Linked DNA regions of Homo sapiens: region 2 is linked to region 1. Evidence: chromatin loops called from intact Hi-C (ENCODE). Cell type or tissue: mammary epithelial cell. All regions are shown on one strand.

Evidence for each region. Hi-C counts contacts between places; a loop is a spot of excess contacts. Peaks named below come from ENCODE experiments on the same cell type or tissue, not always from the same donor. Only the 100,000 strongest peaks of a DNase experiment are listed, where the experiment ranks them.
Region 2: a loop joins it to region 1, with 2.3 times the contacts of the local background. A loop is called at or near these places in 3 of 110 quality-filtered maps.

What each region holds. Positions count from the first base shown.
Region 1 is chr4:61,463,934-61,471,933 of GRCh38, forward strand. The region is part of intron 2 of ADGRL3 (adhesion G protein-coupled receptor L3); the gene reads left to right. Among named protein-coding and RNA genes, the nearest start is that of ADGRL3, 270 kb to the left of the region's middle. In mammary epithelial cell, no CTCF peak of the experiment used is centred here; a DNase peak (open chromatin) is centred at 4,378; H3K27ac peaks cover 1,880 bases.
Region 2 is chr4:61,516,443-61,524,442 of GRCh38, forward strand. It overlaps ADGRL3 (adhesion G protein-coupled receptor L3), which reads left to right. Exons shown (of 27, transcript NM_001387552.1): 4 at 873-1,076. Among named protein-coding and RNA genes, the nearest start is that of ADGRL3, 320 kb to the left of the region's middle. In mammary epithelial cell, no CTCF peak of the experiment used is centred here; a DNase peak (open chromatin) is centred at 4,609.

The sequences.
Region 1 (8,000 bases):
GTTCAGTAGGGTTCAGATTTCTTTGAACACTTACTGCAGGGCTCAACAGACATTCCCCAAAGGGCCAGAGAATATCTCTATTACAACTACGCACATCTACTTAACACATGAAAGCAGCCAAAGGCAATTAATAAAAAATGGTTTGGTTGTCTTCCAATAAAACTTTATTTACAAAAACAGGCCACCTACCAGGTTTGCATAGTTTGTAGATCCATGACTTAGTGCTTCTTGCCTATAAAAGCTCACATAGCAAATGGAAAAGTAGCGTTATCCTCATATAATTCCCTAACACATCAGTTGCTTTGGAACAAATTTACATTTTCAAAACAAGTGTTGTAGCAGAACTGACTATAGTTTTTAAAAGTTTGGCATGTTAGAATAAAGGGGTATATAGGCATATGGCAAAAGGGTGAAACTCAAGAGTCATTAATGTCTGTCTTAAGAATGTAAATGTGCAGAGTTGTTAGCTGGGACATGCTAAATCAGGCTCCCTCAATTGACCAGGATTTTTTCATTTCTAAAATTTAACTTTTGATCTGTATTGTTTCTTTATATGATATTTTGAAATATTAATTTACTCCAGAAATCTCTTGCATTTAATTCAGACTTTTAGAAAATTTTTTAATTAAAGTTTGAAAATCAGAGTCTTTAAAGTATGTTTCTATTATTAAAAAATAATACATAACTAATATGGCAATTTCTACATAGTCTATATGACATAATACCCATTTTAACGTTAGGATCAGGAACATGAATTGCATATAACTGATATGGAAGATATTCTTCAGTTTTGACCATTTGATTTGAAATTGCTTCATATTTTATGCAAAGTATTTGTTAATTATCTGTTCCCCAGAAAATTAGTTAAGGATGAAGCACATAAATTCATTTTCACTTTACTGCCTCTTCTCAGTCAATGGGTTGTATTTAGGGCATATTGCCTGAATGCTTCTGGCAATTCAACAGGCACATTAGTCAGCAGAACATTATAACCGTTTCTCTTACATCCCTACCTTCTGAATCTCAAACTGAACCAAAAAACTCTGGGGTCTCCTTCAGAAATGTCCATGATAAATTGTTTTGCTCAGGAATGGGGTCCCGATGCTCAACCACGGGATCCTGATGTCAGAGTATATTGGGAAAATAAATTTAAGTGAATTTAAAATATTGTGACTATTTCAGAAGACCCACATAGTTGATGAAAAAGCCTAGTTAATGCAGCAGTTTAAAGTATTTTGTATATCAATTAAAATATCTTTAGGTACATTTAGTTTATAAGCATAGACGTAAGAAAGTATACAAATACAAGAATATGCCCAAACTTTAAATACCATTTCATTTATTATTAAATATTTTGCCATATTAAAGTTAGTATAGCATGTCCAAAAGAAGATGGGTAGGCTTTCATGAAATATTTGTGAGAAGTTTTAAAAATAGTTCGTATAGTTCTTAGAAATTGCTTCATTCTAGTTACTCAGCTCTGAGTTACTCAACTCCAACACAATACACAGAATTATGTCTAAATATAATTGAGATACAATTGCAAAGCCATATTGGTCCTCATTCTATTAATAATCAAAATGAATTTATATTGTATTTTACCAAAAGAAAAAAATATACTTTCTACCTATGTCTTCTATTTTTTAAATTAAATGTTAAAAGAAAATATGCAATAATTACTAGAATGTGTATATTTCTGACTGCTAAATGATAAGAATTTTGTCTAAAATTAATTTTTCTGTTGATAAGTTTGTCCAACATGGACAAACCAACATAGTTTATCTTGGATACTTGGACTGACTCTGGATTTTAAAATTATATATAAATATATATATATATATATATCTTATATGGAATATATATTTTCGTTATATAATCATAACAAAATAAAAATAATCCAACTCATGGCTGGGCGCAGTGTCTCACGCCTGTAACCCGAGGACTTGGGGAGGCCTATGCGGGTGGATTGCCTGAACTCAGGTGTTCGAGACCAGCTTGGACAACTCCGTGAAACACCCTCTGTACTCGAATACAAAACATTAGCTAGACGTGGCAGCATGTACTTGTAATCCCAGCTACTCAGGAGGCTGAGACAGGAGAATCACTTGAACTCGGGAGGCGGATGTTGCAGTGAGCCCAGAGTGCCATTGCACTCCAGCTCTGGGCGACAGAGCAAGACTCCATCTCAAAAATAATAAATAAATAAAATAAATAAATAAACAAACAATCCAACTCACTTTTAATGTGAAAACTTGAGAGTATTTTAAAGTTGATAGTAACATTTAAAATAATTTCCACTACCTGTTTCCTTTCAATCTAATTTCTAGATTATCCCCAATAATATCAGAATACAAATTTTAGAAAAATTGTCGTCTCTAAAATGACTGCAAAATGTATATTAACTCAGCATACGCTTTTGCTATATGAAAAGATAGCTTTTCAAAAGCCCTAAACATTTTGTATTATTAGTATTTAATATAGGTACCAAGAATAAAATGTTCATTCTATAATTCCATTGTAGAAATTATACTTTGTCTGGTTTGCTAGAGCAGGAGGATGCATAAATCAGATTATGCATGAATGTATTTTACATTTCCTTATTCACGCCATTATATTGCCAAAGAGTGGACCTGGTACTATTTGGAAAATTAAATATCGTCAGGAGATTGTAAGTTGTATGAGGTCAGAGATTTTTCCTGTTTTGTTCCTGCTCTGTTTTAAGACGTACCATGTATGGTGCAAAGTAGGCACTCAATAAATATTTGTTGAATGAATGAACACCATCTTTCTGTGCTGATTAAACCAATAATACTTTGGAAAATTCTATTGTATATCAATTAATAAAATGGGATTAAAAATCAAACAAACTGCAGCTTGAAGGTCAGCTTTGGTTATTTTAGACAAGCTCCTAGAATTTTTTTTTTATCTTGAGTGGCCACATTAATGAAATGTGGATGCTGATACCTAAATTATAAAACTATTGTTAAGATTTAATGAAAAAAATATGCTACAAGTATTTAGCCAAATGCACAAAACATGGAAACTACACATTTTTAAAGTAGCTATTAAAAGTAACTATGTATGAATTGATTTATTCATCAATATGTGATAAGTACTTGTGACACCAAGCTCTGACTTAGGTCTTGTGGAGGCTGAAAATAATAGGACGCAAGCTGAAGGAGTTCAGAATCAAGCAGAAAGAACAATTATGTAAACAACTAATTATAATACCAATGTTTTTAATGTTCATAAGAGAAGTGTAAACATTAAAATGTTAAGGCATGCATTTTATTTTAGATATGTTTTGTTTCAATCTCTTTTGAACATCAATGTCAAAGCTTGTTGAGCTTCCTTAAAGCACGTGATAATATTACCGTTCCACTTGACATTCACGTTCTATTCTTGGAATTAATTTTATGGTACTATAAATCATAAATTTAAAGTTTCAATGCTTAATATAGGGTCTGATACTCTAGAAATATATGTTGAATGTTGAATAAAAGAACAAGTTAATGAGAAGTCTGATTGCATTTCAGATGTGGGTGTGTGTGTGTGTGAGAGAGAGAGAGAGAGATGAAGGGAGGGAGGGAGAGAAATAAGTGAAGACTGAGACAGATATAGATGAAAAATAATAACTTTAAAAACTGTGTCCATGAAAAGCATTCTCATTTAAAGTAGAAACACTCTGAAGTGGATATGATCTCTGGTTTTCTTATCAAAGTTTGTGTGAATATAGGTAAATCACCTCATAATTATATGATACCTTATTATCCTGTTTGTAAAGTTTGATTAATTTTCAGTAGTACAGATGAAATAATTATCCTTAATTTAAGAAATTAAATATTGATGCAAAATGCCTAACTACATCATATTACTTGTTCTTTTCTTCAAACATCTGTTACTATCCTTATAAAATATTGCTTTTTAAGAATTCACATCTTAATGGTCCTATGTATGTATAACATACAATAATTTGGCATTAAGTAATTTAACCTATATAAACTGATGTTCTGACAAATTTATACACATGTTGCTTTCTTTTATTTGTGTGCTAGGGTAGCAATAAATAACCATTCTCTAACAGGCTTTCCCCTGTAGACTTCATTGTTGTAAAAATCGCTTTAGGCCCACAGCTCTTTAAATCATTGCAGTCTGTATTGCAACAGGTGGCTGCAAAGGAATTAAACATAAAAGGAAATAAAAGCAATGTAAAAACCCCATTGTTGGAATACGGTTGCCACTGGCATAATTTCTTCCATCTGATTTCCTCAGCTTCTACCCGTATAGCTGCCACAGTCTCTTAAGCAATAATGCGGCAACTTTTTGTAAAACCATGACTATGCTTTACTACTAGGCTTATAAATACCAGGTAGCTCAGCTTCAGCTTTTTTCCTGACTTTGTGGGTTTGGTGACTCAGTGTGAGGTGCAGCTGGAAATCCGGTACTTGATGGCTAGAGAAGGATCTCTTTTTTCCAACAGATCTGCTTTTGTCATATCAGCCTGAAAGGAACCATTTTTCTCTAAAAGTCTTTTTCTGAGTGTCCTAAATAGTGTGTAATATACAGGATGATTAGAGTTTAGATAAGATTTCACTTTATCAAAGCCTTAACCTCAAACGAGTTAAAAATTCTTTCCCTTTGTCCAAAATAATAGCATCTTATGAATGTGTATGTTACAAATAGTGGAGAGACAGAACTGAGAGTCTTGCCATAGAGGCTGGAAAATAGGACTAAGATAATTATTAACAATTGTGAGACACCATGGTTTCTTGTTTAATGGACTTAATAAAAAAGGCTCTGTTCCAGTGGCTGGCATAAAGAGAGTGAATGTTGTTTATCAGAGTCTACACCACAGACTCAACCAAGGGAAAAAGAGACGTCTAGTTTGTCTGCTTTAGTTTTATCGATATAACCACTCCCTTCTATTGACAGATCTCCCCATTTCTCAAGTAACAGGGAAAATGAAAGATAAAATTAAAATAGGTTAATAAAGTATATATACAAAGTTATAATGAAACTCTTCTTATTTTGTGTGTGTACCTTGAGCCGGACTCAGAGCTCTAGACTGTACGCTCTACTTGTCTGGGTTTAGTCATATGACTCTTTCCCAGCTCCAGGAACCATTAGAATATTAGAATTTTCTATGTTCCTATTGGGAAGCCCACTACCCATATACTTAATTGACTCCTACTCAGTCCTCAGATCTTAGAAGGGCAGTATTACCTTCTAGTTTAAGGTAAGGGCTCTGGAGCCAGCCTGCCTGGTGTGGATTGCTCTTTTGCCTTTAGGTGATTTTATGACAGTGATGTATTGTTAGGAAATTAATTGTTTTGTGCCCAGTTTCCTCACCTGTAAAGTCAACTGATAATAACAGTGTGTTCCCTAAAGAATTATTATGAGTATTAAATGAATTAACCTTTGCCAAGTGTTTTGAGCAAGGACAAGCACATAGTAAGTATTCAGTACCGGGAAGCCATTTCTGACTAAGTAAAGACTTTTGTTAATAAGCTCTCATGACCCATGTAGTTCTCCTTAGAAGCATTGGTCAGTTTTAGTTTGTGTGTGGGTAGGTGTGTTTTTGTGTGTATGATTCAAGTCTGTGTTTCCAGTAGGGGCCTGTGCTCTCTTAGGCATTTCAAGTCTTGTTTTACATTAAAATTTGCTTTTACACTATCCTAACAGCATTTTATTCTTTGTTGTAAAATATTAGGATAGATAAAGAGAATAAATAAATTTGGCCATATGAATCTTTTAAGGTCTAAATGTTCCCTATTTTCAAGGTCATTTATAGTTTACAGCGTAAGAATGTTGCACAAAATACAAGTGCCAAGGGAACAAGTAGTATAGAAATTCATTTAGGGCATAGGATGATTTACTTGAGAAGTCAAAGATAATTCCAAGGTCTGAAACTCTATACGCATATGAAGTCAAAGAAGACAATATGTTTATGTCATGACAATAATAATTAATTTTATTATATTTAGTTTGTTTTAAAAACAAAACAAAAAAAAACAAACCCCCAGCACTCTGAAGTATTATTACTTATGCTTTCTATCAGCCGGATGCTTTATTTATCATTATAGATTTTACACACTGAATAAGGTGGGCTAATTTAAATTCAGCATATCCCTTGTAACTTTTTAAAATTATCCACGTATTATAAATCATACTCCTAATGGGAGTATGAAAGAGTAAACATTAACATAATTTGCATTACTACATAAATAATTTTTTTAAGTCATAATACAATGGATAAAATTCCAAAACCTTTACATGTTTCTCAAGTCCATGCTGAGCATTCCAGAAATCAGTCAGAATACTAGCATCTAGGGAAGGGCATTCATTCTTTTAAATGCCTTGACTCATTCCAGGTAATATTTTGTATTTAGCTGCTACAGGATCTAGTAGTAGCCTAATTGTCTGCAGGAGGGTCAACTATTTCTCTCAGCATTGGTTTTCCTACCAGTAACAGATAGACACTGCCTTTTTTGTTGTTAGTAATACTGAGTAACATGATTAAATTCTTAAATCAATGAAAATAATCCATGTGCTTTCCTGAAATCTGAGTTCCTATAATGACTGCATATTTATTTGCTTCTTTATAGATAAGTACTCCTTGTTTTAAAATTTTGAATTATGACTTCGAATATAAATATATGCTGCAGGAAATAATTTAACTTTCTATATTAAAAGGTAGTATTCCTCTTTGGGGAATTTACCAAATTAAAGAAATGCTGGTTTAGCAACTATGAGCAAGGTTCTGTGCTATGGTACAATTAAGAAGACATTCATGTAATATGGTTCATTTTAATGACATTTAAAATGAAGTTGATAAGGGAGGATGATAATTCCTACAAAGATTTAAAAAAATAATAAAACAGTGGTTTTGAAAGATTTTTTTCATTTACCACCCGAAGGAATTTTTAAATTCATGATGTACCTCTTTAATGTTTTAGATTAACATTGAAAACATTTTCATTACAAATTTTTAAAGTTGCAAAGAATATATTTTAGAACACTGGAAACATTGACAGTCACTTTTTTAAATTGATTCAGTAGGACTTAAATACAGTATATATTAGATATTTACCATTATTCAACTAAAAACATCCCTGAACAATGTCTTTTTAACAGGCTGATATTTTACTTTGTCCTTTTTACTGCTTGAATTCATTATTCCTTTGGAATTATTTCACAAAATTGTATCTTATAGTAATATGCTTCTGTGCTTGCAAGTATTTACTTGTTTACTCTCTCAAGCTTCTTTTTAGCATGTGAATATTCAACAGTCTATATTTTCCATGGAACTATAAAGCTTTAAGTGTTTTTTTAAAAGCCTCCTCTATATTGACTTATCTTTACATGTAATAGTAGTATCCAATTGATCAAAATTACATAAAATGCATTTATTTTTTGATAAGTATTATTATAAAATAGAAAATATTGGTAATAAAATTTTCAGTTACATAGATGGAAGTGATGTTAATAGTATACAGATAAATAAATAGTTTAAATACCAATTTGTTTGTTTTTTCATTCTTGTAGGCAGTATATCATAGTGACATTCTAGATAGCTGAGAGGAATTTCTATTATAAAATGGAAAAAGCTGTGATTTTGAAAAAGGCTACAGAAGTGATTCTTGATCTTTTAAGTGTCTTCTGAGGCAAATTCATTTTAAAAAAGGGACTACATTGAATTTTAAGATCTGAAAGTTGATTATCTTAAAATGATCTGGAGTGCCATACCCTTTAGAGACCATTTCTATTTTCTCAGTTTCTGACAACAGTGCAGTATTTAACTGACAAAAAAGCATTTAGGTTACAGGGATTTCTTGTAATCACAGAAATGGTCGATTAAGGTATTATTGAACAGAGTTTTTCTTAATTGTAAACATTTTTTTTGTAAGATTTGGATACCTCTTCTAAAATCTCCAAATGTCATGATTACAGAAGTAGAAGGAAATGTATTTAAGAAATACAGTATAATATAATACGATTAT
Region 2 (8,000 bases), 53 kb after region 1:
ATTCCTATTTATTAAACTAGTTGCAAATAGTGTAGGGAAATGTGTATCTCATGTATCAATTTATCAAAAAAAATCCTATATTTAAATATCTCTTTTCAAAGCATAAAATGCATGGGTGTTTTCTGAATTATTTTTAAAAATCATGTATACTTTTTTTTCATTATTGTCTTGGTCTTTCATATTTACTCATTTATGTAATATGTACCATTTGTCAGTAAAATCACTGTGTATATAAATGGTAAAAATGTGTGTATATCCTTTTCACCTTAACGTCCAGCACAGATCTTAAAACAGCACCTCTCCAAAAATGGTAGTTAAATGACCTGAAAACATACAAATAAGTATAAAACAATCCATATAAGTGTAACCATACATCAAACAAAACAAATAAACAAACAAAAGACACCTTTCTGGGACTTTCTTTACCCATTACCTTATCAAACATTTTGTGTAAAAATTGAGTTTAGGAACCATTATTCTTATTTACACTTATGTAGGTATTAGTGCCCTTAATTTACATTAGAGTGCTGTGAATCTATAAAAATAAAAATAATATTTATATTTTTTCAGGTAGCTTACTGTGCTTTCAATAATTATGTCTAATTTTCTAATCATTATTAGAGATTAGGATGAGTTTTTTTTTTTTTTTTAGCTTAATTAAGATAGTGTTTAACTAGGATAGCATTATACTAGGGGCCAGGAGATGTAATCCTCTCAGCTGTAGGGTTGTCTGAGTAGGGCCTGGGGTGGCTGGAGTCTTGGGCCTATAGCCGGCGGCAGAGAGCAGCCTTGGGAATAGCCTCTACCAGGGCTCCCCTGAGGCGGGACTGAGGTGAGCAGGGGTCTGATGGTGCGCCCTGCGGTCCCCGCAGGTGGCAAGCACAGTGAACGACATCCTGCCCTTGCTGCTCCATTGCGACACGCTGAGCGCAGCCCAGGAGGCGCTCTTCCACCCAGACATCTGCTTCAGCAGCCAGCTGCAGAGCGCACCGCTGCTCATCGTGGACAAGGGCCCCGTGGAGCTACCAGAGGAGTTCGCGGTCCAGGTGCCCAAGGAGCACAGATTGCAGCGCAAGGTGCGGCCAGCGGTGGGGAGAGAGGGCTGGGGGTGGCTGGGCAGGGGCTCCTGAGAGGCTCAGCCCCAGGAAATGCCCGAAATGTGTCTTCTTGTAAGTTTACTGTCTGCATTCACTTTTGTGGCTGATATTACCACTTAGTGATATCCTGGCCATTTTTTTTTTAAGGCTTATACAATGCATGCCTGTTCTACATCAGAGCTTCAACATTATTTTGAAATGTTTTATTTAAAATACTTGATTGGGTTTGAAATATTTTTGCATTATCACAGGAAATTTAAAATTACTTTTAGTGACACTTTCAACTCTTGTAAAATTTGAAAGGCTGTATAAGTTTTAACATGTCTGATCATCTGCTTGTTTGAAAAAATTTTCACCAATGGAAACTATCAAGATTTTGAAAAGATTATGATTAAGACGTCTTGGTTAGGAATTGCACATTAGTCATTTAAAGCGTAAAACTTGGTAAAAAAGTTATAGTTACTGAAACAACCTAATTTTCTTATGAAAATGGCGGAACATTCTTCCTATAATATTGCCTCTGCAGCTGGAAAGTATAGCAAGTGGCATCCAGCCCCAAAAGCTCCAGTGAGGAGCATTAGGTCATATTTGCACAAAACTTAGTACTTACTCTTTTCCCGAACACTTTACATTTTATTTTTTATTTACATAATATTTAGGCAATGTAATTTTTATTTTTCTCACAAAACTTCATATGGGTACTCTTATTTCTGTCATTTCCCCCAAGGAATATAATATTTGTAACTTTATTTGTGGAAAATAAGCTGGGAAGCATTTGGCTAGTGGAACTATGAATATCAAATCTTTCCTAAAACACAGTCACTATTCTGACCCAAGAATTTCTTGAGAGGGATACACATATTAAGTAATACTAGCAAAAGAACATGAAACATCACAGTATTAGCTGAGTTTATCTTCTAAGCCCCGTTGAAGAGTTCTCTGGTAAAATAAGTTGGAATACTTTGTTTCAGTCAGGACCTAAGGGAGGTGCATCATTAATCCATTTGAGATTTGAGAGACCCGTGAGAGTTAAATGTAATTCTTCAATTACTGTGGCCACGAGGCAGAGTAAGAGCATGTGTAACTTTGCATTCACCGTAGCTCTGTCTCCTAAGTCACATCGTTCAATCTCTCCATTCAGATTGGCCTTTCTGCCTTGTAGTGGTGGTTTGGCAGCAGCAGTGGTGATGACAGGCAGCAAAGTGGTGGGCGAGGCCATGCAATACCATAGAAGCCTGTAGAATGGACTCCAGTGTGTTCTCAAAATTCAAGGGCAATGGATAGTAAACATTCTTTAAGAACTTCCTATTTTTCCCTTTCTGTTTTATTTGTATTACCTTTTCAAACTTGAAGTTTTCTAAATTGGATGGGCTTTTATTATTCCCAGAATGTGCTTCAGCAGTCACAATTATTTCATCATAACTTTGTCTTATGATTTATATTGTAAAACAATAATATATAATGAATATTAGTTAACTAACTCCAATGCCTGTACATTCATCGGACTTTCTAGAATTAAGAAGAAATACAGAAATAATATTTAATTTATATGAATCCTATAAATATTTAAATCAGCAACTAATGTAAACACAAACACATAGCTGCTGGAAACTCTCTCTTCTGACAAAAATTCAGAATATCAATTAGAATCATTGTTTCTAAGAACTTTATACTGAATTTATTCCCCAGTTTTTATAGCTTAATAAGATTTTTCTATATCACTAGATTTTAGTTTTTGGCATGTATGTGGCAAGTTACAGTGCAGTGACGGGTTTTAAGTCACATTTTTAAATCAATTTACAAATAGAAAAGCTGTATTATATTCTGTTTTGGACAGAGATGAAAACGACAGTACAAGCCAATTTTATGTGATATTTTTAATGGAGACTGAGGTAAACGTCTTGTGATTTAAAAGGCGCTTACAGAATTGTGTTAATCTGTCATGATGAGATGATACTTTTTGAAAGTTGCTTTTGTGTGAAAGTAATTTTATCAAGGAGACAGAGAATAAAGGTCATCTTAGAATATTCCCTGTAGAAAGAATAAAGAAGAATAAGTAAATATTATAGGGGCATAATCTTTCCTAATATGGAAGACAGTATATACAGCTAGAATGCTTGGACAGGTATTAAAAATGAAATTGAAGTAAGAGATATCACATTATCTTGAGCTCTTTAAATTGAAAAGACATGGAGGAATTTGAACAAGAAAATGTCAGTGAATTCAAGTTCTCACCTTTCCTCCCCTCCTCCACCTTCATAAAACAAAAACAAGTCTGTTCTAGAAACAAGATACTTTAAAAATATAAAGCTCAAAAATAAATAAAAGAATAAAGGCTGATATTAATGCAATCTTTGATTCAAAAACAAAATTGATATTACTTAAAAATATATTAACCTCTGTTCGTTCTGTAGATAGCCAAACAGGCAAGTAGGAATCCAATGAAAGCAGCCATAACAACATAACAAAATGCCCTTATTGGCTTGAAATTAAGCTTTGTTTTTTCCCCCCTTTGAATTCATTTGACTCTTGATAGCTAATAGCACTTGAGAGTTAATGAGTATTTGGATTCATACAAATTAGGACATCTTGGTAAAACAGCAAAGCATGAAGAATTTTTAAAAATAGTTCTCCTAAGTTTCTTTTTAGCATGTTAAAGCAGAAGGAAGTCTGAGGGCAGATTTCCCAGTTAATGACTAGATATCAAGGCTTTCCCTAGAAGCTAAAGGCATGTTAATGTGTTTTTTTCAATCAGCATATTTCTTGGTTTATTGTTTATCTCCATGCAGCTGCATTAAAAAAGTTCATTGAGAAGATCTACAAATAATGTTCCTACAAACCACACAGACAGTGGTGCCAAACCAGTACAACTTTTCACTAGGAAAACAGCTAAAGCATTTCAGTCCTGACAAAACATCTGAAAAACTCTACTCTGGGCTCATTTTAAAGTTCATCTTTTGCAAGAGCCACAAATGCTTCCACAAGAGGGTTATATATTTGATCAGTCCATTTGGAGAATTACATCAAACTCTACTATAATCTTTTTTCAAAAAAACTTTTTCCTTCCTACTTGGGTTTTAATATTTATAGATGAGGAGGCTTCTATAAACCTCTGTGTGTGTGTGTGTGTGTGTGTGTGTGTGTGTCTGTCTGTCTGTCTGTCTGAGGGGGAGTACTAAATGCAGGAATAGTGTTTTAAGAATGTGTCATAGTATGGAATTCTAAGGACCCTTGAGTACTAAACCTTAGATACCAGGAAATAACACCCAGGGATTTTTTTTTCCTGTGAAACCAGTTTTTCTTCTGTTTTTCTCAATCTTTCCAACAGCTTTCTCTGCTCATTGTCATTATAAGTGACTGTCAGCCTGAATTGTGCACCACTCCTCCCCTCCAGAGCACCAACAACCAACTGGTACTTGCCTTCTCGCCTCTTAGTTCAGATTTCTAAGAAAGGAAATTTAATCCCCATTGGGTTAGGTAAATATCCTTTATCTAATTACTCATGTCACTAGTCATTCCCTGGCCCAGGGCCCACACAGTAGCAACTGTGTAACAGAGGCAATACTAGGAATACCTATTATAGGGGTGAGAATAAAGTTCTGTGGAGCATGTAGGGGGATTGTCTATTTGGTGGGTTAGAGAAGGTGCCCCTGAAGATAAAGTGGCCTCTAAGCTGCAACCTAACAGACAAGTAGTAGTTTGCCAAGCACAGAAATGGAAGAAGAAAGATACTATTCTGAGTAGACGAAACAGCAACACAAGGGCCTAGTTCAGGATGATTGAAACATAGAAGTCCCAAGGATAATTTCTAGATATCAGTCTAGTAATGATCTGGAGAAGTGGTCAGAGATCTGGTCAGGAAGAACACAATGGTATAACACTATGAGGAGTTTGAAATTTTCCTGATGGTAGTGAGGGAAAAATTAAGTTGATCTTAGAGGAATTAAGCAAGGAGTGACACATTTGAAGAATTAACCAAAACAGTCTTCAAGACCAATGGAGTGTTCATCATGTTGATGCAGATAGATAAGAAATAGACGAGTCTGTTCTATTGGTGGGTCTGACTCAAGGAGTGAGTGATAGTAGTGATGATGATGGCCAAATAACAGGACTTAGATATTCATTGCACATGTGAGTAAGACAGAGGGAAAACCCAAAGGAGAAAACCAAGTATCTGGCTTGAGAGATTGCATTATAAATGAGTGTACCATTTACTGAGATAAGAAAGACAGGAGGAGATGGAGAATGTAGGCAAGGAATAATGATGTTGTTAACCAACCATTTACTGATTGAACAGAAACCCAACTTTCTGGCCCCAAATTTAAGGACACATAACTTAAATACAATATACAAATCTGAAAAAAAAACTAAACTAAAAATGTTATGTGTTTAGCATAAGTGATTCTTAATAAAAAAATAATAACTGGTAGCCTTATTATTTGTTAGGCATCTTCTTTTGGCCCAGATGTGATAAGATGTCCAGAAACATTAAGGATATCTGCTAGGATTTTCATTCAATCGTTCCTTCTACTTCCCAGTAATACCTAGCAGGGATATAGTGGAGCCAAGATTGGTTCTGAATTTTGAGCTTTGCTGTCTTTCCAGGCCTAGATATATTTGACATTCATTCAGTTCTTAGTACAATGTTCCAATGCAAAATTTGGAGAAGCAGGAGACCACTCTGCCCATATTTGCTCTCATTAATAATGTAACATAGCACACACTTCAGTAAAATAATAACAAAGAGTAATCTCCCTGTGTCTTTTGAGAATGCCTCAAAAATGAACCTTGATTAATCTCTTGCCTAATTATAACTGGTTATTAAATAGCATAACCCTTGATGACAGTGTAAAGTGATGCTTTATCTTGAAAAAATGGTTAATGTTCTCATTGATTAAGACTCTTGAAAATAAAAGCTGTGATCAAAAAGGAAGTGCTTTCAAAGTTGAAGATCCAAGACCACAATTGCCAAGCTTACATAATTTTACGTACGATGATGTAATAAACTGTTAGGAGCAGGAAAAGGGTGGCAAAACCTCATTTGTTGGTTTGCTTGTAACACCATGATTTGAGAATAGAGGGAGCCAGTTCTTTTGCACATTATGAGATCACTAACTAGAGAAGTCATTCACACTGGGCTAAATGATGAACACAAAGGTAAATGTAGGCTGCTTTAAAACCTGTAAGCCAGAAGGCCTACATCTAGTTTAACAAAGTTAGTAGGAAGCACTTTTCTCTCTTGCTCCAAATCACATCACCTCACGTCTTATCCTTCAGCCACATGGAGGTTGCGTCAATTTACCAGACGAACATGCTTGCCAATATACCTTTGGCAAATATTATCTTTGCTGGTCGGAATGTCCTATAGACCACCTAACTCCTCTTCAACTCAGCTTAAACATTTGTTGTAGCATTGAATCCAAGTGATTTTCCCCCACTTTCACTCATCCATAGCCTTATTCCTGACAGAACAATTTCTATTCTCCTGATTTTGAATTTGACTGGTCTGAAAATTGTGCGTGTGTGTGTGTGTGTCTGTGTGTATGTACGTGTGCTTGTGCATGCATATGAGACGATGATGAGTAATCCTTCTGGCATCTTCTCATGTTCTTACTTTCCTTACTCCTAAACTTTTGGAAAACATGGTTCTAATTTTGTTACTACATTATAGTCTGAAGTGTGTAGGTGAAGTCTAGGAATTTGTGGGGAAGTATGAAGATGAAAGATATTTTAACAGAAGAACAGGGATCAATTTTGCTACAGCAACGGAAAACTCTTACAAGTTCAGCCTTTTGGATGTATCTCTTTGCTGCAGGAGAATAATATAATGTGGCTTTTAGAGTGCTGTGTTAGCTGCCTTCTTCTATATGACACTGTAATATTATTTCAGGTAAAATCCCCTGTTCACATTTATTTATGTCTTTCAGTGAGGTTTGCCATTTTAGACAAGACTTAGAGTCTAATTGATATGCATAATACGTTCTTTGCACATCACTGTTCAGAATTCTTATGTGCATCTAGGGTCAGTCATATTCTTATTTTATGTGGGAAGAAAGGTAATAGGCCTCTAGGGAAATAGGTCAGTTATTGAGATTTTTTTTAAATGCTTGGTAGCCCTAAAGATAATTTCAAAGAATTTCTTTAAGACCCTGTTTTTCTCCTAAATGGTATAAATACCAGAAGGATGTATCCAATTGAAAATAAATGTGCGAGCTTGACCTTCAAGTATTTCCAGAATAGTATAAGCTCAGTCTTTTTTTCTATTGGTGTAAATTACAATTTATATTCCCTCTTTAAAAAGCATGTGAGTAGCTTTTCAAAATACTTACAGAAATTATACTTTTGACTATTGAATTTTTTCACAAAGAGTATGAATAACTAGAAAATAGGTGCTAAACTTTGACACTTAGTGCTCAAAACATTTTGGTTTAAAATTTAATTAAGAATGTGCTTTAAATTGTTTCATTAAACTATTGAGCATCTGCCATGTTCAAAGTATTATATGTGTGTTCCAAAGGAGCAAATTTTATACAATGACAGATACTTCTCAGAATAAGTCAATTACTAGGAAATATCTTCCTTTTTCTTCTCTATCCCCTTACCTAAAACAATGTGTGGTATAATAAAGATCTGAAGTGTATCCCAGATACAAAGAGGAAACTTACGTTATATTTATAGAAGCGTTAACACAAAATTCAGGTGAAAAGAAAGGGCAAGTCAGATGATGTCCATAAAACATCAAACTTTCGTAGACTGCCTTATGCTCCTGTTTTTAGAATCTGCATTTCCCATTTATGTAAGTCTCCAGTACAGAAATGCAGAAATTTGGCCAGGTGTTCTAACTTATTCTTTCTTTCATATATACAATTAATTAAATTGATGATTTTTTTTCTAATTCTTACT